2 separate regions of the Mus musculus genome follow, and region 2 is linked to region 1. The links are chromatin loops, found by intact Hi-C in ENCODE. Cell type or tissue: left cerebral cortex. All regions are shown on one strand.

Region 1 (5,000 bases):
GTCATGCTTTACATGATATACTCTAATAACCCAAAGGACTCCGAGTATCCCCCTTTGCACATATTTTTATGCATGTTCTATGAATGCGCCCCCTCGGCTGGACTCAGTGCTATGGGGACATGAATCTTTCCATTCTCAAGTCGACCTAAAAATAAGGCAGATGCTTGAGGGAGCAAGCACACTGGACAGGACACAGCAGGGCTCTAGAGTCCACGACATCAGGAAACATGGCCTCTGGCCTAGACTCTCAGAGTTCTTTCAGCTCCCACTCATTTTGCTTTTGGTTTTGATTTCCCTTCACTGGTGGGCGTGATGTCGTTTCCAAGATGAACTTTTGTTTCTGAAGCTCTTGAACTTTTTTGTGTTGTTTTAGCACTAAAAACTGACCACCACTTACTCAGTGCACCTATTACTCAAGTCACTTCAACATTAGTGTCATTTAAAAAAGTCAGATGCCCACACATGTAAAGGGACAAATTGCCCAACTGAAGACAGACTTCAGATGTATCATTTACCTAGAGTGTCACAGTGTGACGGCTAGTTGAGAGGCGGTGACTGAAGAGAAGGCTTGAATGGCTGTCAGTGTTAGACCTGGAGGCTGCATTTTGGACACCTGCTGACTTACCTTTATCTTATGGGTTTCTAGCCAGTGTGCACTGCCCTGGTCTTTGTGTGCCTCTTTTTGGTTTCTACACTGAGATAAATATTGAGTCAGCTATGGTTTTTAGAGATGAGTTGATTAGCCCCCAAAAGACCAAATGACTCATGAAGAGTATCTTTCAAATTGTATATACTTTGATTGTGACATTAAACTTGACCTGTGTGTGTGTGTGTGTGTGTGTGTGTGTGTGTGTGTGTGCAGTGTGTGTGTGTGTGCCTGTGCGTGTGCGTGTGCGTGTGTGTGTGTGTGTGTGTGATTTGATTGTAACTTGTAACTTTGGTGTGTGAGTCTGGTCAGGTTATGAGGTGTTTTTTAAATATATTTTTTATTAATTCTTTGAGAATCTCACCCATGCACACAATGTATCTTTGATCCCACTCATCCTCCCCGACTCCTCTCCCTCAGCAAATATTCTTAACAGGCTCTTTATTTGCTTCAGTGCCAGCACATCCAATATTGCCAGAATAGAAGAAATGGAGAGACTCTTGAAACAGGCGCACGCGGAGAAGACTCGGCTGCTTGAGTCCAGGGTAAGAGTGTCCACTCCTGCCAGGAGTCTGGGATGGACAGTGGTGGCAAGGGGCCCTACCCTTGCCAGCAGCCTTCTTTCGGGGGCCTTGCTGAGTGCTGTGACCTTGGGAGCTGCTCAGCCTCCTTTCCTTTCCCAAAAGCAAAGGTGCTAAAGAATTGGCGCCCAAAGCCCTTTACTGCACTTCGGTGCCTTGGAACTTGAAGCGTGGGCCCGGGTTTCACACAGACTGAAACGGCTGCTCTCTACTGCCTTCCCTCCCCCTGTGATAACCAGTGGACGGTTTTTTGAAGGATTAGGGAAGAATGATATTTCTTTATGAATTCTCCTGTCCTTCCCAACTCACGCTGACCGTGCTATTGTGATAGCCAAAACCCCCAAGGTATTGTGACTATTTCAGGTCAGAATCAGAAGAACTTCCTTGGGACTCCCCCCACCCCACCCCCAACGCCTTTGCATCCTGCCATGAGGGCACCTCCTTTCCTTTTCCAACTTCCTACAAAACTTCCTCTATGGCCTTCAGCCAGAAGCCGCATAGCAATAATAGGAGTTAAAGGGACCGGTAGCCTTCACCCAGAGAGTCTCCCAGAGAACAGCTTCATGGCTAGGGCTGTATGACATTTGAAAAAGGAAGAACAAAATGGCTGGATGTAGTCATTAGCCAAATTTTCACTGAAGACTAAAATTTAATGGTTGGTTGATTAATTAATAGCATAAGGTGACTTTGGGAGCTATGCAGAGGTTATATATTTTAAGAAACCAGAACAGAAGATGAAAATTGTCTAAAGAGAATTTGGGTATTTACTTCTTGGTCCCTTAAAGTATAATTGCCACAATTGAAAATAATTATGGTTCTGTATAATGATAATTAGGAACGGGAAATGGAAGCCAAAAAACGAGCTCTGGAAGAAGAAAAACGACGCCGGGAAATCCTGGAAAAACGATTGCAAGAAGAAACCAGCCAGAGGCAGAAGTTAATAGAAAAAGAAGTCAAAATAAGAGAGAAACAAAGGGCACAGGTTGGTCTATCAGAGTGAATGCATAAGTGTAGGTTGCCCCCTGGTGGTCAATTTGTAGAAGACTTTAATTCTGTCTAGGAATATCTAGTGTTTGGCAGAACAGTTAAGAGAAAGATGTGGGTTAGTGTGCGGGCAGTGATCACTTTAGAACTTCGAGGAAACTGCCGTAGAACTACCCTAGCAGAGCAGAAATTTGCTCCACTCACATGTGATTCATATGCTCTATTTAAATGCTAGAAAGAAAGAGAGACTTCTACCCATTCTCTGGACATTTAAGGGAAAATGAATAGGTTTTATCTAGCTTTGAAAAGGGGCATTGCAGTGATCATTAAAAACACACACAGGGGCCCAGGGAGATAGACCAGCAGTTAAGAGCACTTGTTGCTCTTCTAGAGTTCTGGAATTTCTGTTCCCAGGCAGCACTCAAACATGGAAACTCTCAACTGCCTGTCTCTATAACTCCAGCTCCACATGGCCCAATACCTTTTTCTGGACTCTTCTGGTACTGCCCTCAACTGCACATTTACACACACACACACACACACACACACACACACACACACACACACACACACACACAATATATATATATATTTATATATATATATAAAGATGATAGTTTAGAATATATACACACATATATAAACATATATATGTATAGATAGTTTGTAATATGTGTATACATTATTATATGTATACATATATGCACATCATTATATATGGATATATACATATATGTATTTCAAACTATCATCTATACTCTGTATAGATGTATATGTATACACACAATGTGATGTATATGTATATACATATGTGTGTGTACACATATTTTCTTTTTTTTTTAATTTTTTATTAGGTATTTAGCTCATTTACATTTCCAATGCTATACCAAAAGTCCCCCATACCCACCCACCCCCACTCCCCTACCCACCCACTCCCCCTTTTTGGCCCTGGAGTTCCCCTGTACTGGGGCATATAAAGTTTGCGTGTCCAATGGGCCTCTCTTTCCAGTGATGGCCGACTAGGCCATCTTTTGATACATATGCAGCTAGAGTCAAGAGCTCCGGGGTACTGGTTAGTTCATAATGTTGTTCCACCTATAGGGTTGCAGATCCCTTTAGCTCCTTGGCTACTTTCTCTAGCTCCTCCATTGGGAGCCCTGTGATCCATCCATTAGCTGACTGTGAGCATCCACTTCTGTGTTTGCTAGGCCCCGGAATAGTCTCACAAGAGACAGCTACATCTGGGTCCTTTCGATAAAATCTTGCTAGTGTATGCAATGGTGTCAGCGTTTGGATGCTGATTATGGGGTGGATCCCTGGATATGGCAGTCTCTACATGGTCCATCCTTTCATCTCAGCTCCAAACTTTGTCTCTGTAACTCCTTCCAAGGGTGTTTTGTTCCCACTTCTAAGGAGGGGCATAGTGTCCACACTTCAGTCTTCATTTTTCTTGAGTTTCATGTGTTTAGGAAATTGTATCTTATATCTTGGGTATCCTAGGTTTTGGGCTAATATCCACTTATCAGTGAGTACATATTGTGTGAGTTCCTTTGTGAATGTGTTACCTCACTCAGGATGATGCCCTCCAGGTCCATCCATTTGGCTAGGAATTTCATAAATTCATTCTTTTTAATAGCTGAGTAGTACTCCATTGTGTAGATGTACCACATTTTCTGTATCCATTCCTCTGTTGAGGGGCATCTGGGTTCTTTCCAGCTTCTGGCTATTATAAATAAGGCTGCTATGAACATAGTGGAGCATGTGTCCTTCTTACCAGTTGGGGCATCTTCTGGATATATGCCCAGGAGAGGTATTGCTGGATCCTCTGGTAGTACTATGTCCAATTTTCTGAGGCACCGCCAGACTGATTTCCAGAGTGGTTGTACAAGCCTGCAATCCCACCAACAATGGAGGAGTGTTCCTCTTTCTCCACATCCACGCCAGCATCTGCTGTCACCTGAATTTTTGATCTTAGCCATTCTGACTGGTGTGAGGTGGAATCTCAGGGTTGTTTTGATTTGCATTTCCCTGATGATTAAGGATGTTGAACATTTTTTCAGGTGCTTCTCTGCCATTCGGTATTCCTCAGGTGAGAATTCTTTGTTCAGTTCTGAGCCCCATTTTTTAATGGGGTTATTTGATTTTCTGAAGTCCACCTTCTTGAGTTCTTTATCTATGTTGGATATTAGTCCCCTATCTGATTTAGGATAGGTAAAGATCCTTTCCCAATCTGTTGGTGGTCTTTTTGTCTTATTGACGGTGTCTTTTGCCTTGCAGAAACTTTGGAGTTTCATTAGGTCCCATTTGTCAATTCTCGATCTTACAGCACAAGCCATTGCTGTTCTGTTCAGGAATTTTCCCCCTGTGCCCATATCTTCAAGGCTTTTCCCCACTTTCTCCTCTATAAGTTTCAGTGTCTCTGGTTTTAAGTGAAGTTCCTTGATCCACTTAGATTTGACCTTAGTACAAGGAGATAAGTATGGATCGATTCGCATTCTTCTACATGATAACAACCAGTTGTGCCAGCACCAATTGTTGAAAATGCTGTCTTTCTTCCACTGGATGGTTTTAGCTCCCTTGTCGAAGATCAAGTGACCATAGGTGTGTGGGTTCATTTCTGGGTCTTCAATTCTATTCCATTGGTCTACTTGTCTGTCTCTATACCAGTACCATGCAGTTTTTATCACAATTGCTCTGTAGTAAAGCTTTAGGACAGGCATGGTGATTCCACCAGAGGTTCTTTTATCCTTGAGAAGAGTTTTTGCTATCCTAGGTTTTTTGTTATTCCA
Region 2 (5,000 bases), 340 kb before region 1:
TGAACTTAGTGACCAGCTATTAAGTGTGTGGACTATATTGCTAGTTAGATTTATATAGCATATCAAAACATTTTAAAGGTTTATCAAGATGTAAACCCATAAAGTTTTTGAAGTACTTATTAACATTTTTAAAGGTAGATATTTTGTTCTCTGAAAAACAGAAAGAAAAAAAAAGTAGAAATAAAGGCTGTCTGTGTGTGGTCCCCTGCCAGTCTGCCTGCAGAGCAGGTCAACTGAGATTGTTTATACTCAATAGCAGTTGAAATATGCTGTATGTTGCAGGCCACCACAGGTGGGTCTGTATAACATAAGGCCCTATCAACCAGCATCCAGCCCTGATTTCTGTATAAAGTCTTTCTGGAATTTGTCCTAAATTTCTCATTATAGATATGCCCAAAGTTTTATATATTTTTAAATTATCTAGTGGTTCAGATTTGTTCTGTATGTATAGTCCTGAAGCATGATTTTCCTTACTTCTGAGCATCTATGCTTTAAAACCCTTTGATATGAGGACCTTCTTATTCTCCGTAGCTGCGGGAAAGTTAATTTCCTGAAGACTGGAGTAAGGGGTATAAGATAGGCTTGAATAAACTTTGCAGTGCTTCGAACATAGAGTGCACTAAATAGATTAAAGCATACCAAGTGGTTATCCAGTACCAAGTGGTCATCCTGAAAACATACATATGAGTAACATTCTATAAAATGAGCAGAGTATATGAATGCATTTTGGAATGTATATAATATAATATATGTGTAATATGAACATATATTTGTGTAACAATAATAAAAATAGAGGCCACGAATTGGAAATAGCAAGGAAGGGTATATGGGAGGCTTTGGAGGGAGGAAAGGGAAGAGAAAAGTGATGTAATTATATTACAATCCAAACCAAAAGAGAAATAGCAGTTTAAAAGTAAAAAGCTGTAGTAATAAGAACGGAACCTTTCAGCTGTAGTCACAGTGTGCTTATAGCACTGCCCCCTCTCCTAGCTTTAGATACTGGGTGGTTTCTCTGAACTAGATTTGCTTCCCCTTTTGCTCTGTGATGCAAATGCAGGTTTGGGCCCCTGGAGGGCCCAATCTACAATCCCTCAGGATTTCCTTCTGTCACATGCCTCAGGGCACGTTGTAGCTGAATTCCACCTTTAAAAAACAAAGCTATCCTCTCCCTCTGCAACTGCCAAATGCCAAGGGAAAGCAAATAAAACAGAAACCTGTTAGATACATTGCTATATATAGTGGTATGGTATTTTTATGAATCGAACTATCAGAGCAAGTCCTACCTTGATTTACAATCCAAGCAAAAGCATTTTCTTACCAGTCTCCACCTTGTGTATACCCTGTGCCTCTAACAATGTGACAGATGGAAATGTCCCAAATAGAAAACCCACATGGTGAAACAAGCAAGAACTCTTTAAAATAACCTACTAAATTTATTCTTTAAGGATTCCATACATGTATGCAATGCATGGTAGTTACCCCCGACGCACTTGACCCTTCTTATTTCCCTCCCACCCGGTCAACCCTCTCCTTACACAAGATCCGTTCCCACATTCATGTCTTTTTGCTTGAGTTTCTGACCCACTGAGTTTAACAAGCACTATCGGTGGGACTTTTTGTCTGGCTCATGAATGGTTACACAAATAAAGACAACTACTACCCGTCCATCAAAATCTATCAGTAATCAATAGTTCAGGGGGGAGGGATTGGGTCTGTTGACTCTCTTTCTGACTCATGATTGACAGTTCAAAGGCCAAGAACATATTCCATTTTTGAGATTATAATGTAATTACGTAACTTGCCTCTTCTTTTTCCTCCCTCCAACCCCCAACCCCATATATTCCTCCTTGTTCATTTTCAAATTTGTGGCCTCTTTTTTCATTCATTGTTTTTTGTTTGTGAGCCTAGCTGTTTTATTGCTGAGCTGTCTCTCCAGCCCTCTTTTTACGTTACTTGATGTTACATGTGTACATGTTTGTTTTCCGGGCTAGCCGTTTGGTATTGGATACCCCATCAGTATGCTCTTCCTCGGAGAAGGTTATTTTTCTCATTCTTAGAGTTCCTTAGTTTCCCATAGTTCTTTATGTAGGTTTGAGGCATTGTCCTCTTCCCCGCCTACCCTGCCCTGCCTATTCTTGTTGTCCTCGTTCAACTCATGTGTAGGCAATCATTTGTCCCTATACTCACAGATAAGCATAGTTCTCACACCTCATGAAAGAAACTTCTCCTTGCAACAGACAGAGACAAATGTAGAAAGCCACAGCCAATCAAAATGCAGAGTTGTAGAATGCAATTCCAATGTACACATCTACTAAGGACTCCAGACCTAAGCCTCAGGGAACGTTGTAGAATAAGGGACAGAAAGTCAGCTGTGAGGCTGTGTCTCTTAGTAATGTTAGAAGCTATTCCCATTAAAGTCTCTCCAAGAACATTTTGAACTACAAAATCATTATAAAAACCAGCTGTAAGAAGTACCTTGTGCTGACGGCCCTGCAGGGGGAGCCAACTTCCTTTACTATTACCTTCAGATCTGTGGTGTTGAGGGAAAAGACTTCTACTTCATTCTGTGGGTACTCAGGGCTCTCCTGTCTTGGGAATATATTCTCCCTTTGCTCTTCTTCAAAAGGAAGATGATGCCTACTCTCCAAAGACTGCTTTATGAAGCTGTAGAAGTGCATAGCTTGCTTCAGGGGGGAAAGGTTTATGCAGGCTGAAGTTCTTTGCAAGGAACCCTAGAGTTTCATTGGTATATGACAGATAATAAACTCAGCCAGATTCAGCCAAAGAGTTAGGGTTTGTATAAGAACTGCTATTTAGTCGACTGGAAATTTCTATATAATTACTCTAATAAATCTGCCTGTGCCAGATTCACTCACCAGCCTTGATTCTCCTTCTACCCCGAATCTAGCATTTTTAAACTAGAAGTTCTCAGTCACAGAGAGTTGCTTTCATTATTTTATATCTTCTCGAATGCATTTCTCTTCACCTTTCTCCCATTAGTTTCTCCCATTGCCCCTGTGCATAATGACGGATCTGGAAAGTTTAGAGTTAGACCAATGAAAGTCACGTTAATGTTTAAATCCCACTTCTTAGGAGTTCCCTTCATGTGCAAGACTCTAAAATTGTTGCTTTCCGGCATTCATTGCTCTGTTGCCTCTCCTTCTTCCTACTCCTGATTCTGTATTTCTCAGAGAATGCCGGGAAGAGAAGGTAATGTGGAAATATGAAGTTGTCGTAAAAGTCTAATTATCACAACCCCAGTAGTGTCCCTAGCACATCTTTTAATTTTTGATGTATTCATTTCTTATACTTTACAACCCAACTGCAGTTTCCCCTCCTTCCTCTCCTCCGAGTTTTTTCACCTGCACATCTACCCCCCTATCCAATCGATCAAAAGGGAGGAGTGGCTCCCCAGCGCATCTTGGCAGTGAGATCTCAGAATTTCTTAAATGAGCACTGGGGTCTGCTATTATCACTCTCTCCTGCCATGAAAGCAAGACCCGTTTAGGACAGGTTTCTATTTGTGCTCGGAGAGGATGAGAGTGGAGTTTATTAAAGTGTAAGCACAGCAATACTTTCTGTAGTAGCATACTCAGTCTCTCCCCATTTTAACGCATGCTTAACCCATTTTAAAGTCCCTGTTGCTCTTCCAGAGGAAATGGTACATTGGGTATCTCAAACCAGCTCTAGTTCCAGTGAATTCGATGCCTTCTTTGGGCTTCCCTAAGAATCTGCCCTCATGCGCGCCTACACACATACACGAATGCGCATAATTTAAAACAAATAAGTAGTGTTAACAAAGCAGTCAGCTGAGAGGCACACTGACATATTCTGTGTTCTATAACTGAGTGCTGTTTCTCTCTCCAGGAGAAAGATGGAGTGGAAGAAGTTCTCTTCACCCACCATCACCACGTCAACAATTCCACATCATTTAAAGGCAGAATCAGGCTGGGTGGAGACTATAGACTCCACCTCTCCCCAGTCCAAATCCAAGACGATGGCAGGACATTCTCTTGCCATCTGACTGTCAATCCTCTCAAAGCCTGGAAGATGTCCACCACAGTCAAGGTTTTTGGTAAGGAGTTTGTCCTATGATCTCTTTGCCACCTTTGTGTCAATGCCTCTGGCCATGCTCTTCTCATGAGAGGGGCCCCCACCCCCACCTTGGCCCCAGGCTGGAGAGCAACCACACAGGGTAACTCCTGCAATTCTGTTTGCCTTAATTCCTATCATTCTCATTGAGGGTAGGGACAAGGGTGGAAGGCTAAAGAATAATTATTCAGCTAATAGAATAAGCCACCAGAAAACCACATATAGGTCAGCTTCCCTGGTGGCCTCTACCTTGTTTGCAGGCGTAATGTTTCCCAAGGGTACCAGAAATCTCTTTAATTATAACTGCCAACGTCTAATTGCTTGGCTGTCTAATTATCTGAGTTATTTTCTGGTGCAAAGTGTAATAAGGCCACAATGAGTAAAAGAAGCTGATAAATACAGCCCGAGAAACTGCAGAAACTCCACAGCCATCCTGCCAGGGCCCACTTGGGTGAGAGGCCACCACAGGCTTCTGACAGTGGAGCCCGCAGACTCTCTGACCTGATCCTAGTGCCACTGACCTGGGAAATCTGCCACGACCTCATTCAGAGTGTAGACACACTGTAGGGTGTGATCTGAAGAGAAAAAAGATATAAGCTCTGTATTTTGTTCCCTGGTGCAAGAAAACATTACTAAACAGAGACTCCAGGCTTTGGCTAGTTTTTCATTTTGGTGACCTTGACCTGCAGTTTTTAAAGTCATTCTAAAGGAGGGTAAAGAGAAAAGCAGCCATGTGAATGGGCAACCAATTGGTTTTTGTTTGTTTGTTTGTTTGTTTCGTTTAATGAGGTGAACTAAGAGAAAATAAACTTTATACAATGTAAGGGCACAGGCTGCTAGATTTCTCCTCAATTTTCTAAATGACAGAGTAGGCAAAGTAAAATAAAATACAAAAACTTTTTTTGTTG

Evidence for each region. Peaks named below come from ENCODE experiments on the same cell type or tissue, not always from the same donor. Only the 100,000 strongest peaks of a DNase experiment are listed, where the experiment ranks them.
Region 2: it touches region 1 in a loop (2.5-fold over the local background); 1 of 42 quality-filtered maps calls a loop at or near these places.

Annotation. Positions count from the first base shown.
Region 1 is chr16:45,754,308-45,759,307 of GRCm38, reverse strand. It overlaps Phldb2 (pleckstrin homology like domain, family B, member 2), which reads left to right. Exons shown (of 18, transcript NM_153412.4): 14 at 1,101-1,191; 15 at 2,063-2,209. Among named protein-coding and RNA genes, the nearest start is that of Abhd10, 14 kb to the right of the region's middle. In left cerebral cortex, a CTCF peak has its summit at 2,251 (motif pointing left); a DNase peak (open chromatin) is centred at 2,262; H3K27ac peaks cover 280 bases.
Region 2 is chr16:46,097,990-46,102,989 of GRCm38, reverse strand. Cd96 (CD96 antigen) reads left to right here. Exons shown (of 15, transcript NM_032465.2): 4 at 3,868-4,075. Among named protein-coding and RNA genes, the nearest start is that of Cd96, 20 kb to the left of the region's middle. In left cerebral cortex, a CTCF peak has its summit at 2,490 (motif pointing right); a DNase peak (open chromatin) is centred at 2,510.